Linked DNA regions of Homo sapiens: region 1 is linked to region 2. A link is a loop called in an ENCODE intact Hi-C map of the cell type or tissue named here. Cell type or tissue: PC-3. All regions are shown on one strand. Links, peaks and the distances in the headings refer to the core of each region. The heading gives the core; the rest is flanking DNA.

What was found. Hi-C counts contacts between places; a loop is a spot of excess contacts. Peaks named below come from ENCODE experiments on the same cell type or tissue, not always from the same donor. Only the 100,000 strongest peaks of a DNase experiment are listed, where the experiment ranks them.
Region 1: it touches region 2 in a loop (4-fold over the local background); 1 of 110 quality-filtered maps calls a loop at or near these places.

What each region holds. Positions count from the first base shown.
Region 1 is chr10:51,174,802-51,179,215 of GRCh38, reverse strand. All of the region lies in intron 2 of PRKG1 (protein kinase cGMP-dependent 1), which reads right to left. Among named protein-coding and RNA genes, the nearest start is that of PRKG1, 100 kb to the right of the region's middle. In PC-3, for the core only: no CTCF peak of the experiment used is centred there; DNase peaks (open chromatin) are centred at 1,715 and 2,025; H3K27ac peaks cover 467 bases.
Region 2 is chr10:51,229,590-51,234,003 of GRCh38, reverse strand. The region is part of intron 2 of PRKG1 (protein kinase cGMP-dependent 1); the gene reads right to left. Among named protein-coding and RNA genes, the nearest start is that of MIR605, 68 kb to the left of the region's middle. In PC-3, for the core only: no CTCF peak of the experiment used is centred there; a DNase peak (open chromatin) is centred at 1,993; H3K27ac peaks cover 347 bases.

The DNA.
Region 1 (4,414 bases), core at 194-4,193, 55 kb after region 2:
GAATTTACTTTTTGATGTATTTCTTGATAATAGTAGCCTCTTAGTATTTACAACTGAGTTCTGAGCACCAATTTACATATTCATAATCCCTGGTTGACTGAAATTTGGCATCATTAAGCGCAAGTCATCAATATCTCATGAAGCTGTAGTGAAAGCTTCTCTGGGTGCTTTATGGAAGTAACAAAATATATTTGCTCATACATAATAAAAACTACATTTCAACAATATAAAAATGGAGAGCATCAGTTTTCATTTTACTGCATTAAGCTCTCTTATTCAGTCTAGTGTACTAATATTATGCATACAAATGTTATATTGGTTATTAGAAGGTCAGTGTATTTGGAAGATATGTTTAAGGCTTTTTTTCTCTATAGTTACATCATCAATAATTTCATTACATCATATATGTTATCTTGTCATTTTTTTCAATTAATTATCTTATTCTAGCAAATTTGTATTTTACAAAGACTAATGATATATGAGATATGTCTCAGGCCAACTTCCACCACAGTATAAACATGTTGAAAAATAGGAGAAAGGATTTGGGATATTTACATTTAATACCAATTTTATTTTTTGAGACAGGGTTCTCACTCTGTCTTCCAGGCCGGAGTGCAGTGGCATAATCAAAGCTCACTGCAGCCTTGACCTCCTGAGCTCAGGTAATCCTCCCACCTCAGCCACCAGAGTAGCTGGGATTATAAGTGCCCACCACCATGCCTGGCTAATTTTTTGTATTTTCTGTAGACATGGGGTTTGCCATGTTCTCCAGGCTGGTCTAAGTCCTGAGCTCAAGTGATCTGCCTGCGTTGGTCTCCCAAAGTGCTAGGATTGGAGGTGTGAGCCACCGCGCCCAGCCCAATATTTTTTAAATGTATGCATTATGTGGAGGATATTATAGAATTGTAGTCAATTGCATTGTTCCTCATTTACAACTATTTCTTAGAGGTTACCTGTAAGATTTATAATACATATGTATGATAATGTGCATATTTAGACTTAAGGTTAATATCCAGTTTTTAACATGTAAATATATTTTTTAATCACTCAATATATCTACGTAGAAACATTTCTCCCTCCTGTCAACTGTGAATGTGTAGCAGACAGACATTTGAGTGTTGCTTTTTCAAAATAACTGTCTTCCCTTGCCATTTCATTTTATGTGAATCTAAATGATACTATATCTCAATGATGATACAAGCAAATGATTTTAAACTTGCATTTTAAAGCAATATAGCAATGTTAGCTTATTACAACATTTTTTACTTTTCTTACACAGTAAATTTTTGATGGTTGTGGGCACTATGGTTATAGTATATATGTATATACATATAACATATATATTAGGAATTAATATCAGTCAGAATTTCTAAAAATAATTAAATATAAATGTAATCATATTGATACTATTCACATTAATTAGGTTAAATTTAATACATTAATCCCAAATTAATTATAGTATAAATATATATGCATAACATATACATCAGGAATTAATGTCAGTCTTAGGATTTCTATAATAAAAATTAAATACATTGTATATGATATTCCATTTCCATAGAGTTGGAATAACAATAATTCACAATTATTTGGTTGGACATGTTAACATCTACTTCATTCAACCATTCATTCAGCAAACACTAGTGGTGGTTATTAATGTCAAGTTTTCTGCTAGTTTCAGGAAACAGAAAAAGAGGATGTGATGTGGTCATTGAAAGGCTTGGAGTCTTTAGAGTAGAGCAAATAGCAGCCACTGTTTACTACCCTTAGTCATATCAGAAATAAGCAAAGTTTGTTAACAGAAAAAAAGTAATTAAATTGAAATATTTACATTTGTAGTTAGTAGTGTCTTCCAAAGAGTTACTTAGATCTTACATAAGGTTTTTATTACAACTTATTTTCACTTTAAATTCATCCATTTTGCTCAGTGATTCAAACCACTGCATTTCCATTCTACATGTATTGCAGACTTTATATCAAATGGTAAGTATGATTGTGAAGGAATGTAATCTGAGAATTTCTAGAAGAAATGCCACTGTAATCCAGTTAGGAAATAGTTCAACACATTAATCATGGACAAAGTGCTCCAAGCCATCTGGCATCCTCAGTTATTCTTAGAATGTTAGAAAGAAAAACTAGAGGATATTGTACTAAATTCAGGTTTGCTCAAAATACTGACTTATCCAAACTCTAAAATATTCAGATTTCTGTTTTCTTTTATGTCTTCACTCTTAAAAAAATGACTTATTTGATGCCACATTTACCACGAACTTTTGCTCCCAGTGGAACATTTATATATACTTTATTGTCATATCAATAACATTTTATAGACTTATCTGGAGAACACAAAGACTTAGGAATGGATAAAATTTGATAGTATGTAGTGCATTTAGTGTCACATTGGTCTACTGGTGACTTTCCATCTCCATCATACTCCAAGTGTTAGAGCTTGGCATATGCAGGTTCAGTGTCTGAGGTGCTCTTCTCTTAGTCTGTCACCTGGCCAAATGACACTAGTCATTCTAGATCAGCATCCCTGTCACCACTTTAGAAAAATTTCCCCTGACACTGAATCTAACTCAAGAACCTTTCTATTAACTCCTCATTGTAAGTGTTTCTTTCCATCTTTGAACTTTTCACAATTTTTGATTGTCTTATTTATTGCTTTGATAACTGTTACATTTAATCATCACACCAGCTCCACACAGTACTAGGTACATTTATTATCCACATTTAACAGATGAGGAAACTGGCTCTTTGTTCCTAAATGTTAAGCATCTAGCATGGTGCCTGGCTCATATTTATATATGCTAAATGTCTGTTGAATAAATTGACTGAACCAGCTATCTCTTAGAGTTGAAATTTGACCCTCTGCACCTGACGGGCAAAATGCATCAAAGAGAACAGGGTTTGAAACCTGCCTGCCTATATGACCCTGATACAGAGAGAAATATACACTCTCTGAACCTCTATTTTTCATTAGTGAAATGAGTCTAACATCTATTTCATAGAGTTGTTAGGATTTAATGAGATAATGTAATAAAAATAACCTAACTTTAATAATTTGAAATCAAAATTTCAATCGTAGTTTGTATTCATATATCTTGATTCTAGCCCTGATATTTTAAGAGCATCTCTCGCTTCTCCAAATGATAGGCTTTCAAATAAAATATCTTGTCCTTTTTCCTTCCAGTTAATTGTCCCATCTTTCTTAAACTGTACTTCTATTTCTTGATATATTACTTCATTCAATAAATATTTTCTGGGTACTTACTATATGAAAGATGCAATTACTCATAAATCCTGTCCTCATAGAGCATACAACTAAATAAAGAGCTAAATTATGCAATTAATCATTCAGAAACAGGATCAGACTCAAGACTTGATAAAGCACAGATTGCTGGCCATCATCACTAGAATTTCTCATTCCGTAGGTCTAAGGTGAGCCCCGATAATTTTCATTTGTACCAGATACTGTTGCTGCTGGTCCAGGACTCACATTTTGAGAACCAGTCAACTAGAGTATAATGATATATTTACCCAAGAAGATGTGAGAGACTTGAGAAGGAAGAAATTACTTTTAAATATATATCTCAGGAATTTTATGGAGGAAATGGTGTTGACTCTGGCCTTGAAAGGTGGGAAAGGATTTGAATGAGGTTTTATGTTTTTATCTTCCGGGTGGAAATAATCATATTGGAATCAATTTGACAACAGATAATTTGATAATCTTATAATTGAAAATAAATTGAAGATAAAGTATAAAATTATGTTTGATAGAAATAAATGGCAAACGTATATCAAAAGTGGTAGCTTTCTTATGTGAAAAAACTCATGCTACAGGTTTATTGGTAGAAACTAATGTGTGTGTATGTGTGTGTATATATGTGTATTTGTGTGTATATATACTTATACACACACAGAATGGAGGAAATCAATTAAAGAACATTTGAATTTATAGCTAATATGTGCATGAATTAGAAGAGTTAAATGAAATAATGTACATTATAATAACTGACTCTGGCTAAGGAACACATACTGACTACAGCTTAGTAATTTAGCTATTACGTTGTTAGTATGTGTGTTTTTTTAATTCTAGAAAATTTGTAAAATACATATTTTCTCTGCAAAATTATTGATAAGTTAATAGAAAACTAGCTGGTTATAAGTTAAACTGAATGGGAATTCACAAATCCTTTTACATTGTCTTTCATTGAAAGACAAAAATTACTCACAACGTATAAATAAAAAGGTTGCACGTGTATAACAGAGCATGTTACTGTGAGGACTGGATGAACTTTAACACACCTGATGTGTTATTCTCAAGTAGGGCAAATGCAGCTTCTGAGTCAGTTGCAACTTCAAAGGTGAGACTTGAAGGGAAATCTGAAATTTCACAGCTGAACAGAATTGA
Region 2 (4,414 bases), core at 290-4,289:
TTCTAACTCTGATAAGCTAAAGAGACCGTTCCCTACATTTTCAGGATGACATAAGATCTCCAGACTCTTGAGAAAATAATCTGATTCATAAGAAGAATGTAACAAGACACCTGAGAGTCACAGGGCAAATTCATACCTACTACCCACAGAGAACACTAGAATAAAAGATACCGCTTATTGTGGAATCGAATACTAACATCAAGAAAATGTTTTGTTAGACAGCAAAATCTTTCTCACTAGTCTCCCTTAAAGGTATAAGAAGATTTCTTAAATTTCCCTAATTTATCTCAATCACCTATTAAGGATCTCTCTCACATGCATTTATCTGAGTCCTAAGCCATACACTGAGGTAATGAGTTTCATTTATCCCCTTTCTAGTTGGTAAAGTGGCATTGCTTATTTGAATGAAATTAAACCTTTTTGAGTGCCATCTGGTTCTGATACTGAAGAATTTGGTGTACACATCCATGTTTACTCTAGACTGATAAGCCTTAATAACATTCCATCTGGAATACATTTCCCATATCAGAATGCTAACTATTTTTATTAAACCCTAATACTGAAGGTTGTCTAGTCTTTTTGGTTATTTAGAGGCTTTCCTTAGAACAATCTCATATTGCAGATTTCAGTGTAGAAATAGATCTCAAGTCATAGTTATGCACACAGGATTATATTGTAAAATGGGGTGTTCTCATGAAGACTTTTTTGGTTACAGGAATAGAATTCACTCAAAGTAGCTTAGGTAAACAGATGGTTATTATGTGAATACAACAATGTCAAACGTGGTCTCAGAGAAACCGGAGTGACAATGTCAATCCTAACATTGCTCCTTCTAGCTCTCTCTCAATTCTACTTCTACATTCTCCACCAGGTTCTTATCTTTGCCTGCTCTTTCCATCTCTACCATTCACATTCTTGCGCATATGTATCTTGCATATTCTCAGCATGGTCACCTACACAGCCCATTTTGTACACTGCACTGCAGTTTTGGGGCTCATCACTGAATATCTTGAGTCTTTGAGCCCACTTTGTTCAAATTCTTGAGAGAAATAATCTGCTTTACCTCTGTTGAATGAATAGGTTAGCTCCCTTTTGATTAGGCTCCATCCCTGACTAACTAATCATAGCTAGAAATGGAAATGGGTCACCTGATAAGTGCAGCTGACACTTCTAGGAGCCAAGGTAGGGGCAGGTTGATTCTATTGAAGGAGCTGTGGATTCAAGCAGGCAAAGAAACGTGTCTAGCACAGGGGAGGACAAGAATTTGCACTCAATTTTAAACATAATGTCATATATTCCAGAAACTGTGCCACCACTTCTATTTGATCCTTTTGTCAAGAATTTTTTTTTCCATTGCACTGAGGTACCATCATAGGTCTTTTCTCTCAAAGAACAACAAGACAGAAAACATTGTCACTGTGTCTTTTTTGTAGGTTTTTGAATGACGGTATAGAATAATAATCATTGGGGTGTAAAATGTTTATTGTTATAGGGCTTGAGAAATTTAAACACACATCGCATATCCATTTTTTCAAGTCCATCACCATCAAGCGTCCCATTTTGCATCAAAGTGTCTATCTCAAACAGTAGCATACCATACCTGGCAAACAGCTGCTCCTTCAGTAACCAAATCTAATTCCTTATTAGAATAAAAGATGGCACAGCCAATCTTTCTGCTTTATTATTCATATCTGCAATTATTAATCTGTCTCTCATTAAAAGGCCATATGTTAGGTTTTGCCAACAAACTAGCACAGAGGTTCAGCTGAAGTACATTGTCACAAATAAATCAGTCTGTTCTACTTTTAGAGTCCTGGATACTGGCTCTACTGGAATTCACAGATTTATTTTGTACATACACATGCCCACAGAAATTGCTCCCCTACATGCATAAGTCTCCACTGTGAACCTCTTTTTAGTACCTTTAGTTTGCCAAGTGAAAAGCATTCAGTCAGAACCACTTGGCAATGTGTCAGTTTGTGCAACCACGTAGGACAATAAAAATATGACTGTTTACTGTTTTCAAAAATAGAGGCAGTAAAAATGAGACTGGTATTCAATGACCTCACCAAAAAGACATAAAACCTCAGATTGTTAAACAGTGTGAAAACCTGTATTTTTATTTGGGCTTTTGCCAGATTCTCTAATAAATGTCATTACATGACAAGGAACAATATATTTAGATTGCAATGTAAAACTTGGCTTGGTAGCCACTAACAGCTACCAGATCAGTTTATCAATTCTCCAGAAAACGTCACATCTAGAAGTGTTGTAGGTAAAAAAAAAAAAAAAATGTTTCAGATGTTGCCAAATAATTCCAGAATGGTCTGAGCTCAACAGAACGTCTAGTTTGAAATGGAACTACTCAGTGTGCATATGCGTGGCCAGGTCATGTTCAGATGCAGAACTCCATAAAAAAGGATGATTCCAAAGAAAGGTAAATTCCGTACACCCTAAGTACAAGAAAAAGAATCCCAGATTCAAGCAGCAAAGGAATGACCATTCACTTTGTAGTGGAGAGGGTCTGTGTTTTGAGGAGACTAAAAGTTAGGCCTCCTCCTCAGGGGACAGCCATGAGACTGAAACGCACAATTTGGCTGCTCACTCTGACATGGCAATATACACCCTGAATATTGCATGAATATTGAAGCTGTATGCAGCTTTGACTGGGTCTATTTTAATGTGCTCAGTACCTGGTTTGAAAACTCATGTTACCTTCCCTTACTGCCAGTAATGTTTCCGAGTTTTAATTTTAAGTAGGAAATTATACAACTTTAGTAAGAAAGTAACCAGGGATTGCCCCCTAAAATTTAACTTCCCCAATTTTTAACGTAAAACATGTTTGCTGTAATCTAGGCTTTGGAGACTCAGCCTAGAGTCTTTTTACCTCCTGAAGTAAACGAGGGCTTCTCCCTCCCTTTTCACTCCCAGCAAGAAGGGCTGAAGCCAACCTAGCTGACTAGGACATGCAGAGGTGAATTCCAGACTTAATGGTTTACAGTAACCAGGGCACTGGGGACAGCTGAAACTCATGAGGCTTCAAATTGGAAGCTCTCTGCAAGTGCACTTAAAAATGACCATATTTTTCCTTTAAAGTGCCTACAACCAGCCCTCCACATTCATGGGTTCTGCATTCGTGGATTTAACCAATCATGGATCAAATATATTTGAAAAAAAAATTGCATCTGTACTGAACATGTGCAGGCTTTTTTTTTTTCTAGTCACTATTTCCTAAGCAATACAGTATAACAACTATTTACATAGCATTTACTTGCATTCATTATTATAAGTAATTTAGAGATGATTTAAAGTATATGGTAGGATGTGCATAAGTTATATGCAAATACTATTTTATGCCATTTTATGTCAAAGACTTGAGCATCCTTGGATTTCAGTATCCGTAAGAAGTCCTGGAACCTATCTCCCATGGATACTAAGGGACAACTGAATTTAACTCTTTAGTATGGACCAGACATTTTTCACACGAGTGTATCTAATTCTTACAACCACATAAGAGGGTAATATTGTATTTCATGAGGTTTTTAAAAAATTATATTAGTGCTACATCTTTTTGGTAAAAATACCAACAGTAAGTAAAAGTATAATGTGAAAAGTAAATACTTCTACCCCTATGCACACATATATGAATCACTCATCAAAATTCCCAGAGGTACCCATTAGTGCCAATGCTTTGAGTATCTCCCAGAAAGCCTCTATGCATGTCTCTTTGTGCATATACCCTTCTGAAACTATTTTATTTCACATGGTATCTTGAACATTTACCTATATCGAATTCATGTTCCCATATCTAATTTCCCACAACTAATTCATTTTTATTCTCTTTAGTGGCCACTGAATAAATGTTCTTTCATTTACTTAGTTAGTTTTCTGAACATTTAGTTTCTAGTTTTTATTATTACTAATAATGCTGTAAAGAATATCCTTGTACGTGTTGAAAAATAGCACTTACAAGTGATATTGCTTAGTTAAAATTAGGAATATTTTAAATTTTGATAGACACTGCTAAATTTCTTTTTCTTTCTTTTTTCTTTTTCTTTTTTTTTTTTTTTTTTTTTTGAGATCGCCTCACCCTGTAACCCAGGCTGACAGAAGCAGTGGCACAAACACGGCTCACTGCAGCCTCGACTTCCTGGGCTCCAGCAATCCTCCAACCTCAGCTTCCCAAGTAGCTGGGACTACAGAAGCATGCCACCATGTTAGGCTAATTTTTATTTTTTGTAGAGAAAGAGTTTTGCCACGTTTCCCAGGTCAGACTTGAACTCCTGGGCTCAAACCATCCACCTGCCTCAGCCTCCTAAATTGCTGGGATTGTAGGCATGAGCCACCACACCTGGCCCATTACTAAATTTCTGAACTGAAGCTTTTAGTCCCATTTTTATGTGTTAGGGAAACT